Linked DNA regions of Homo sapiens: region 1 is linked to region 2. A link is a loop called in an ENCODE intact Hi-C map of the cell type or tissue named here. Cell type or tissue: natural killer cell. All regions are shown on one strand. Links, peaks and the distances in the headings refer to the core of each region. The heading gives the core; the rest is flanking DNA.

The links. A loop is a pair of places that touch in the nucleus more often than their neighbours do. Peaks named below come from ENCODE experiments on the same cell type or tissue, not always from the same donor. Only the 100,000 strongest peaks of a DNase experiment are listed, where the experiment ranks them.
Region 1: a loop joins it to region 2, with 6 times the contacts of the local background. A loop is called at or near these places in 2 of 110 quality-filtered maps.

The regions. Positions count from the first base shown.
Region 1 is chrX:107,448,622-107,453,990 of GRCh38, reverse strand. FRMPD3 (FERM and PDZ domain containing 3) reads right to left here and starts at 4,339. Exons shown (of 15, transcript NM_001388459.1): 1 at 3,986-4,339. RefSeq lists enhancers at 2,218-3,132, 4,967-5,369. In natural killer cell, for the core only: no CTCF peak of the experiment used is centred there; DNase peaks (open chromatin) are centred at 2,060, 2,970, 3,360, 4,870 and 1 weaker place; H3K4me3 peaks cover 1,419 bases; H3K27ac peaks cover 598 bases.
Region 2 is chrX:107,708,800-107,714,168 of GRCh38, reverse strand. It overlaps TSC22D3 (TSC22 domain family member 3), which reads left to right. Exons shown (of 3, transcript NM_198057.3): 3 at 1-948. Among named protein-coding and RNA genes, the nearest start is that of TSC22D3, 64 kb to the left of the region's middle. In natural killer cell, for the core only: no CTCF peak of the experiment used is centred there; DNase peaks (open chromatin) are centred at 478, 1,378, 2,258 and 2,938; H3K4me3 peaks cover 687 bases; H3K27ac peaks cover 3,737 bases.

The DNA.
Region 1 (5,369 bases), core at 94-5,093, 260 kb after region 2:
ACAAACACACAGAAATAGACACACCTGCTCCTACAGATACACAAGTAGCACCTCTTTCCCTCTCTCTCCTTTCCCCGCCCCACGTTATACACATATTCCCATTTCCAGGCTCATTTTCTGACTACCAGGGATTGGGCACTAGTGTGCCACAGGCTGTTAATGTTCTGTTTTAAGGATGGTGCCTCAGGTCTCAGAAAAGGGTGCTCTGCCTGTCATGGGTGGGAAATAATACAGAACCCCAAGATCACTGTCCTTGCCTTTGGCAGCTCAGCTGAGGGGAGGAAAGGAGGGAAAATGGCATGTTTCTCTGGATTTGCTCCCTACCCTACCCCTTTGCCCCTAGCCCCAGGATTTCTCAGCAGACAATAAGGTCCACCCCATTTTGAGAGTCCTTCATTTTGGCTGCCGATAATGCAAGAGAATGTTTTTGTTTCTGAACTTATGGTAAAAAGGAAAATAGAAGTCCTTGAGAGAAGAGCCAGAACAGAATTTTCTGCTGGGAATGCTAATGGCCTTAAGGCTGCCCCACAAACAGAAGCTGACTTGAGTGTGCTTCCTCCCAGGGGGCCTGTCAAAGCTAAGGGTCTTCATCTAGTATCAATAGGTATCAATTCTAGTCCCCCTAGCAATGATTGCTAGGGCCTATATGTGAAGGCAAGAACCCCCCAAAACCAAGCTTGTCTGCATGAGCCTCTCTTTCCACAATTTGCCCCAGGTATGTGTTGGGGTTTGAGGGTGTGTCTGAGGGGTGTGTGTCTTGTGTGTGATATGTGTGTGTGTATTTGTGTGTATGTGTATGTATGTGTGTCTTATGGCTTCATTCAGTTAGCCTGGAGGTGCCACAAAAACAGGGATCTTTCCTCTGTTGCATTGGTGCTGCCCCTCCAAGTGCCTTATCAGGCATTAGCCACGGAGTCCAATCATTTATGCGTAGTGGGGGAGGGTGGGTACAGAGTGCTTCCGTTGTCCTGCATCCACCCATGCTCCCTCCAAGGGCTGAAGTAAGGATTACTGCGGTGGGGCAATTCCTCTCCTCTACTCATCCCACCCGAGACTCCTCTGTTACCCACCCCCACCCCCATCTCCAGCAAGCCTTTCCCAGCTTGCTGCTATCATCAGCAATCCCAGGGCTTTCTTGTTGCACTTTTTCAATCTACTACTGCTCCTAGAGGATGTCGTTGGTCACAAAATCCCCCAACTGGGCCACACAGCTCACTTCTCAAGACCCTCGGACTGCACCACTTACAAGAGGGAGGGGTCCCCTGACTCATTCCAAATGCAGCTCGCAGCCTCATAGGAGTCCCCAGACCTCTCCTCCAGTGGGGTAGAGGCTCTGTTGCACTATCCAAAGAAGCCATAGCACCAACAGCATCACGAGCTTATGTTGGAGGGGGCACTTACTGAGTTCAGGCCAATAGTCTGGCCACTCAGCAGAATGCCTCACATATCTGGGAAACCCTCAGGGCCAGAAGCCTGGGGCAGCTGCCACCCTCCCCTGGCCAGTCTCCTCTCCCTGGTGGCCTTCAGCCCACAACTGCAAGGCGGTTGTGGTGTTGGGTGCCAGCGAGAGATAGGGGATATTCTCTCCACATGCAGCAATGAGTGTTTCTTTCCTGCTTATATCTTATTCCCTCCTTTCTCAGAATCTGGCAGTGGCTCCCAATTGCCTCTCAAGTCAATTGAAACCTTCTCTTTGTGGGCCTCAAAACCCTCCACAATTACATCTCACCTTCTGACACCCTCACTCCCACACACACATCACCCATAACTCTGGCCTAGGCACAGACAGTAGAGTAGACAGATGAGGTTGTCCACAAACTGCTCCTGCCTGAGTCCTGCCACAGGTGCCTGAAAGCCCCACCAACAGAGTCACTCCTCTGTGTCCTTTAAAAATGCAAATGTTACCTGTGAGGTGTAAGCAGTAAACCTCTATCAGCTATTAACACCTTGGCCTGGCAGGGATTCTGTCATCAAATTTGCCCGAGCAGTGAGCAAAGCCCCGCCTAAATAATCTAAGGGGGCGGGGGAGAGGACCCAGAGGAGCCCTGAGCAGCCGACGGGAGGGGCAGGAGCAGGGAAGGGGCTCTGACGTAGAAGCCATCGCCGTCACGATTTTACCACGGTCTACATTCTAACTCCGCATCTCTACTTAAAACAGTAAAACCCACTAGTCCTTGCTCCCCTCAACCTTGTTTCCCCCATCCACAATACATTATGCCTTATTTAACCTCAGGGGTGCCTTCATGACAAGCTGCTAAGGTTGAATTAGTCCTTTCACATGAAATACAAAAACAAACAAACAAAAAAACAAGCCATGAAATTGGGTAGACGCTGGCATGTTTGCTTGGGCACGGCCAAGTCTTGTTGAGGTCTCCCCGGGTAGAGCAAGATCTCTTTGCTCAGCGGAAACAGCAAAGGCTTCCCGAAAAGCCTCTCTTAGCTCCCAAGAAGCTGGCAGCTGGGTTCCCCCTGCTTCTCCTGCAGTGAGCTTCATGGGCAAGGAAGGCGAGGGAGGGGCAGGGCCTCCAAGCTGAGGGCCTCTGTGGCTGAACTGGCACACTATCCCGGGTCCTCTAGGCCCAGGTGGAGTTCGCCATTTACCCCGGTCTCCAGCTGGGAAAACTCACTTGGTGCTTCGCTCTGAGTCAGCATAGAATCCCCCACCCTCCACTTCGAGAAGGGCGCCCCCAAGGGAGCCTTGCGCTTATAGCAGTTCCTCCGAAGGCAGGAGTCCAGAGACTGCCCCGCCCTCCGTAAGAGCTGCAGGATGCTAAGACCACCCGGTGGACTCCAGGGTTTTGCACCTGGACCAAGATGCCAAGGGGAGGGGCAGGTCTAGCAGAATTCGGCGTTTGCTGTCATCTGGGGCTCTTTAGTTGCAGCTGCAAGGGTGGAGGTGCCACCTGCTTCTGGGGGAAGGTGTCAAACATTTGCCCCTGCAGTGGTTTCAGTGTGTGTGTATGGGGCTGTGGTGTGTGTGTGCAGGAAACCCAACAGCTCGAGCGTGGAGGGTATGACTACCAGAGTTGGGCACGCTTTTTGCCAGAATGGGGTTCTTAAGGGCTCTGGTGGAGGTGTCTACAGTAGCTGCGTGTGACGGGGGGTTGCTGGGTGTGTATTGGGGGGAAGCAGCAGGTACTGGATCTGCAGTAATGTGCAGTTGTCATGTAGTTTCTCAAGACCACTCTGAGAAAACACACACACACTCACATACACACACACACTCTCCAACCTCCAAAGCACTAGGCTGGGGAGTAGAGGAGTGTGTTTGTGTGTGCATGTTTTAGCAGCGCTAGGGGGAGGTGCATGTATCTGTATATGTGTTTGAGCTTTATTAGCATCTTGGTGGGAGGGGGCAAGTGTAGCTCGCGCTCTCTCTCTCTCTCTCTGTGTGTGTGTGTGTGTGTGTGTGTGTGTGTGTGTGTGTGGTCTTTGCATGGGGCTGACTGTGTGGCTGAGCGCCGGGTATGTTGTGCGGCTGTGTGTGCGTGTGTGTGCGCCTCCGTGTCCGCTTGTGAACATGGCCCCGGGAACCACGCACATGCTTCAGACAGCTGTTTCTGGCAGCCCCTGGGCTCGGGCTTCGCCGGGCACCCCGGCTAAGTGGCCACCTCCTAGCAGCCAGGCCCCGCGTCTCGCCAGCTCTCCCAACTGTGCCCACAGCCCAGGCGCGCACACAAAGGCTCCATAATGAACGCGCTGCACTCCCCTGCGCTCGACTCCTCACCCCGCACCCGCGGAGGCCAAACGAGCCCGCCAAGCCAGAGACTCGCCGGGGCAGTGGGCACGCAACGGGCCGTTACCCCGCCCGCCCAAACTCCGGGCGGCCAGACGTTCGGCGCCCCCCGCCCTGCCCCCGGCTCCCGGGGGCGCCCAAGCGCCAGTCGCCCCCCAGCCGGCCCGGGGCGGAACGCTCCCGCCGCGACCCACCCCCGGTTGGGCTGAGACAGCGGGCGCGCCCCCCTGAAGGCAGCGCGCCTCTTACCTTCCTCCCCCTCCTCTTCCTCCTCCTCTTCCTCCTCCTCCTCCTCCTCCTCCGCCTCCTCAGCGGCGCGGCAGCGGCGGCGCAGCGGCGGCGGCGGCGGCGGCGGCAGCGGGACTAGGGCACCCGTGCCCCCGAGCCCGGCATGGGCTTGGGGCTCAGTGGCGCCGGGCGGCGGGGCGGGCAGAGGTTGGCAGGGCGGCAGCAGCTGGCCCGGGACGCGGGGAGCTGGCGCGCAGGCGGCGGGCTGCGGGCAGGATGGCAGGAGCGCGCGCGGGCTCCTCGGGCGGGCTTCATGGCTGCGCCGCGGGCGGCACCATCGCCGTGGCTCGCTCGTCGCTCTCTCGCTCCAGGAGTGCGGCAGGCTGCGAGGTGACGGATGGCGGCGAGGCGGCCGGACGGCCGAGGAGGGGAGGGGAGAAGGGGCGGGGGGAGGGGGAGGGGGAGGAAAGAGGGGAGTGCAGAATGAGGGGCCTCTCCGGCGCCTCCCGACCCTCGAGTGCTGGCGTCGATTTCCCCGAATGGGAAAGCGGCTTAAAGGCGCAGTTCCTGGCTCGGGTCACTACTAAAAATAAGCAAAAAATTGACAATTGGGGAAAGAATCTCCCAAGAACAACCCAGCAACCCAGCCACCCAGCCTGGCGCTGCCTCACTTCTTGAATCTGACCGTTACGGCCGGACTCTGCCGGGAACTGCTGGCTGCCGAGAGGGCAAGCCAATTTCCAAAGTGAACCCGGGAAAGGGGGGCGGGGAGTGAACTGCGGAGAAGGGGCAGCAGGAACGCTTGCTTCGGAGACTCCGTTCCCTGGCCCCTGACCTTGCTTCTCGCCCCTTGTTTGCTCGCCTTCTGCTGGGGATGCCCTCCCTGCAGCTCCCCTCCTGGTCACCATCGCAAACATCCACACGCACCTTGAGTTTCGGCTCGGGCTCCTGCTCTCAGCGCCTCTCCCCAGCACTGGAGTGTGAGCGGCTTCGAGCCCAGGCCCAACGCCAGGAGCCCACCTCAGTAAGGGAGCGATCTGCCAGCTGGCAAAGGTCTGCTTAGAAAATGCGATTGGTTTGGTGAAAAGGGAAAAAGGTTAAGGTGTGTGTGCATGTGTGTTCACCAGCAGATGGAGGGAGGGTCCTGGCCACACACACACACCCGGAAGGAGAGCAGCTAGGCACACAGCACAGTGCCTGATGAATGATCTCAGGACGTTTTTTAGAGACATGCTGTGAATACTAAACATGCAGCAGCCGAGATTCAAGAGAAGCTCTTGGTCTCCCAGCGGGCTCCAGACCCCTTCAGAGGAGTTTTGAGGGCCAAGAAAAAAGGCCACTCTTCCTTCCCCAAAAAGGGCAGCCTCAGTGGGGACCCAGAGAGACTGGGAAGCTGGACAGTGGG
Region 2 (5,369 bases), core at 279-5,278:
GGTCTGTTTCTCATCTCCATGGACATCTTCAACAGCTTCACCTGACAACGACTGTTCCTATGAAGAAGCCACTTGTGTTTTAAGCAGAGGCAACCTCTCTCTTCTCCTCTGTTTCGTGAAGGCAGGGGACACAGATGGGAGAGATTGAGCCAAGTCAGCCTTCTGTTGGTTAATATGGTATAATGCATGGCTTTGTGCACAGCCCAGTGTGGGATTACAGCTTTGGGATGACCGCTTACAAAGTTCTGTTTGGTTAGTATTGGCATAGTTTTTCTATATAGCCATAAATGCGTATATATACCCATAGGGCTAGATCTGTATCTTAGTGTAGCGATGTATACATATACACATCCACCTACATGTTGAAGGGCCTAACCAGCCTTGGGAGTATTGACTGGTCCCTTACCTCTTATGGCTAAGTCTTTGACTGTGTTCATTTACCAAGTTGACCCAGTTTGTCTTTTAGGTTAAGTAAGACTCGAGAGTAAAGGCAAGGAGGGGGGCCAGCCTCTGAATGCGGCCACGGATGCCTTGCTGCTGCAACCCTTTCCCCAGCTGTCCACTGAAACGTGAAGTCCTGTTTTGAATGCCAAACCCACCATTCACTGGTGCTGACTACATAGAATGGGGTTGAGAGAAGATCAGTTTGGGCTTCACAGTGTCATTTGAAAACGTTTTTTGTTTTGTTTTGTAATTATTGTGGAAAACTTTCAAGTGAACAGAAGGATGGTGTCCTACTGTGGATGAGGGATGAACAAGGGGATGGCTTTGATCCAATGGAGCCTGGGAGGTGTGCCCAGAAAGCTTGTCTGTAGCGGGTTTTGTGAGAGTGAACACTTTCCACTTTTTGACACCTTATCCTGATGTATGGTTCCAGGATTTGGATTTTGATTTTCCAAATGTAGCTTGAAATTTCAATAAACTTTGCTCTGTTTTTCTAAAAATAAACTTGGTGTCTGACTGAGTATAAATGGACTGGGTGGGAGAGGCCCCTCACCCAGTAGGGGCTGTTTTGCTGACCCCCTGAATATCCCTTGAGCACCCTGTCAGTGCCAGGCCTATGCTGCAGCCGTGATCTCGTGTCATCTGCACAATACTCATATGAAGGACATGCTGTTTGCCCTCACTGTCTGGATAAAGAAACTGAGACTCAGCGAGTTTAAGTGACTTGCCCAAAGTCACATGGCTATTACGGGAATTAGGACTCAAGCCCAGATCCTTCCTCCCTCTCCTGCTCCGCTTTCATATGAGAGCTTCGGAGTGAGTGGCAAGGTGACTCATAACACACAACTGTAGCTTGAGGGGGTGATTTGGGAGGAAAGATACCCCGAGGAAGGCCCAAAAGAAACAGGCAGGGTATACATAGGAGGGAGCGAGAAGAGCGGAACCAAATCAACAGGCGTGGGCCTCTTCTGTCTTCTGAAAACATCACTGGGCTCACTTAATGCATTCTCCTTAATACCAATCCACATGTGACACTTGACTTGGCAAAGGAGCTAAGAAGGCTCTAGTAAGAGAAGGAGGGAGAATGTATGAGGTAGCAAAACCACCCCCCTTTCCTTTGCTCTTCCCCTTACTTCCAGCCAAGGAAAGATATCCTCAGTCCCTGCTGAAAGTTCTCAGGGACACTGCTGAAAGTTCTCTCACCAAACCCACCAACCACGTGGGTAGGGCCAAGTCTAAGGCTCCTGGCTCCAGATTCCTTCCTCCACCTCTCTTTGGGGTTCATTATCACCCATCACCCTTTCCCAGCTCCATGTCCCCAGCATCCAGAGACCTAGCATTTCTCTGATTGGTTGTTGATGAGTGCTTAGTGTCTCCTTTACCACGCCCTAACCTGAACTTCCTCTGGACCCTGAGCTGTGTTCTAAGCCCACTATGTTCCCAAGGGAAACGATCACCTCTCTTCAAGTGACTCCATTCCATCTCAGCTTCTGGTAGCATATATACCTATCCTTTTCCCACTTGAAATTGGGGAAACAGAACTCCTTGATTTTCCTGAGCCACAAACCTCAGGGTGACCAAGATATCTTGCCCCCCGCCCCTTACATCAACCACTGCCTAAATGTAATCAAAATGACATGCTTCTTCCTCTGTAAAGGTCATACATGTTGACATTTTGGGTTTTTTTTTTTGGTTTTTTTTTTTGAGACAGGGTCTCACTCTTGTTGCCCAGGCTGGAATGCAGTGGGGCCATCAAAGCTCACTGCAGTCTCAACTCCCTGGGCTCAGATGATCCTCACCTCAGCCTCCTGAGTAGCTGGGGCTACAGGTGTGCACCACCACTCCTGAATATATATATTTTTTTGTATTTTTAGTAGAGATGGAGGTTTCGCCATGTTGCCCAGGCTGGTCTCGAGCTCCTGGACTCAAGCAACCTGCCTCCTTGGCCCTCCAGAGTGCAGGGATTATAGGCATGCGCCACTGCACCCAGCTGACCTGTTCTTTTCTAATCACCAAAACCCTTCAGAACATTGCAAACTCCTGCTTGCTGGCCTCTCAAATCCCAATTTCCCCACCTGCTCCCAACCTTGCTATTCATAATGCCAGGTTCATTGTCTATACCTGCCAACTGGTTCATGGCATGCAGATTCCACAGCTGCTGGTACAGATACAAACTTCAAACGAGTGCATTCAAAGCCCCCTGGCAGCCATTCCTCACCCTGACCAGCTCTCCCAGTCCCCACTTACTCCCAAATCCCCACCTTTCAAAATTAGCTCAGAGACTTTGTGGCTATTTGGTTCATCTTCTGTAGACTTCCCATGCCAGACTTGCAGCTGAATGAGAAAAAGCAGATGAAAAAAGGAAACCTAGAAAATAGCCCAACAACGCCCCAAACCTCTCTGGTCATCAAGCCTTTCTCTACAAGAAAGGGGAAAAAACTGGCCCCACAGTCACATAGTGGTAAAGAGAGAACAACTTTGTTTCCTAGGCAACGCTGACTAAACAGAGACAAACACTGCAACTTCTGAGGCCACAGCAGTTACTAGGCTAGATAAGAGGAAGTTTGTAGATGTTTCTTAGTCACATACAGGAGCTGCTTTCTGTTGTTGTTTCTCCACAGAAAAGTGACTAAGGGTGGAGGAAGGCAAAAGAACACGTTGCTCCTGGAAAGACTTCCATGGGTTTTAGGCTTCTGGGCTCAGCTGGTCCAGCTGGACCCAGAACGAGGAAAATAATAATGAGGCTTGAAGGAGTATGCATCCCCTGCCTGCTTTTGCCACCTCTGCATGTGCCCTCCCATCTATTCTCTCATCTCATCCTCATGGAGGCTTCCCAGCATAGCAGCAAGGATCACAAGAGCACTGCTCCCTGGCCCCGCTTCCGAGTACAAAACATTCTGTTTCCTGCCCTTAGAAAAAGAGGCAGTTATGATTTACCTCCATTTGACAGACGAGAAAACTGAGAGCCAGAGAACTTAGTGCTACTCCCATGGCTCCCACATGTCCCATGGGGCAGTGGTTCCCAACCTTAGTGACAATAAGGGCCCTTTTTTTATGTCAAAAATATTCTCAAACCTCCCCCAACTCTATAGTACTTGAACTTTTGGTATTCATTGAGAGAGAAAGAGAGACTCGGGTGGGCGGGGCCGGGGGGGGGGCGGCAGGACACATAATTACAAACACTGGCTGTGAATTCAGTGGGCCTTAAAGGAATTAATTATATTCACTACAAAATCAAAGACATGGATTTGAAAGCTAAAACAACAATGCATATATTAATTAGCTAGATTGAGCCATTCCACAATGTGTATATATTTCAAAACATCACAAATGCATACAATTTTAGTTGTGTCTGTCAATTTAAAGAAAAAGTAGACTAGAACAGAAATGTGGGTGATGGGTTATTTCCAGACAAGGACTGCTTGGGACACAAAGTGTGAGGCTTTCAAGCTGGGGATGGCCACAGAGGAGGGTGTTCCAGGAGGGCTCCGACAAGGAAGCCAGGGGCAGGGCCTCTGGGACCTGGAGTATCAGCAGAAGGACTCCAGAAAGACCATAGGAAAAAAGGTGCATGATCCACTGTCCTTTAAGGTATTGTGAAGTTGGCTGGGTGCAGTGGCTCACGCCTGCAATCCCAGCACTTTGGGAGGCCAAGGCGGGCAGATCACCTGAGGTCAGGAGTTCGAGACCAGCCTGGCCAACATGGTGAAACCCTATCTCTACTAAAAATACAAAATTAGCTGAGTGTGGTGGCGCATGCCTGTAATCCCAGCTACTCGGGAGGCTGAGGCAGGAGAATTGCTTGAACCCAGGAGGCGGAGGTTGCAGTGAGTCAAGATCACACCATTGCACTCCAACCTGGGCAACAAGAGCGAAACTCCGTCTTAAAAAAAAAAATGATAAAATTATTGCAAAGTTGCCCTCACATCATCCACATCATCAATCCTATTTATGCTGGAAAATCTTGCTTTCAACTCTCAGCACCTCTCCTCCTAGTTGGTTAGAAATTAATGGACATAATTACAGCTTTGTAGACGGCCCAGTTCCTCAGGTTATCTCATGTACAGGAGCTTGTTGAAACCCAAACACTTAATACTTAACCGCCTCCACAAGATCAGGCAAGGTTTAACAGAGAACTCGATCAGTTAGGTATTCCAAGCAGACATGGTTTCCAGAGATGAGCTGGCTGAAAGAGGAGGTGATCATACTAATTACTAATAATAGCTAACACTTACATGGCACTTACTTTACGCTAGAAACCGTCATAAGACTTTTTACATCTGTTGACTCTTAATCCTGTCCACAGACATATGAGGTATGCCCTATTGAGATCACCATTCTACACATGAGAACATGAAAACACTACGGCACAGAGAGGTTAAGCAACTTGCCCAAAGTCATACAGCTGGTGAATGGCAAAGCCCACATTGGGGGGAGGCAAGATTAATGCACTGAGAAGCAGGATAGAGAATCTGAACAGTTTTCATAATTCCTCCAACGTAACCAGAAGTGTTCCAGGGCTCATGGTGGGAAGGGGGAAATAGAAGAAAGACCACCCCAAACTAGCAGAGGGACTAACACAAGGAAAATAAATGACTAATGAGCACGGGAGGGGTGGCAGTGAACAGAGAAGAAGGTAAGCGGGAGGGTGGGAGGCTCACTTGGCTGGCTCCCAGCCAAGTGACTTTAGATAGAATCTAAGAGGTCTCAGGGAGCCATGGTAGGCTTCTGAGCAGGGAAGTGATGTGATGCAAAAGATATTTGTAGAAGATGGGTCCTGGCAGCTGGAGAGGCTGGAATAGGGAAAGGCTAGTGATGGGCCAGCTGTTGCTGTAATCCAGGTGTGAGGTGATGAGGGCCAGCTGGGGCAGGGATAGGGGTAGTAGAAGGAAGAGGAAGGGACAAAGCCAAAAGACACTGAGAGG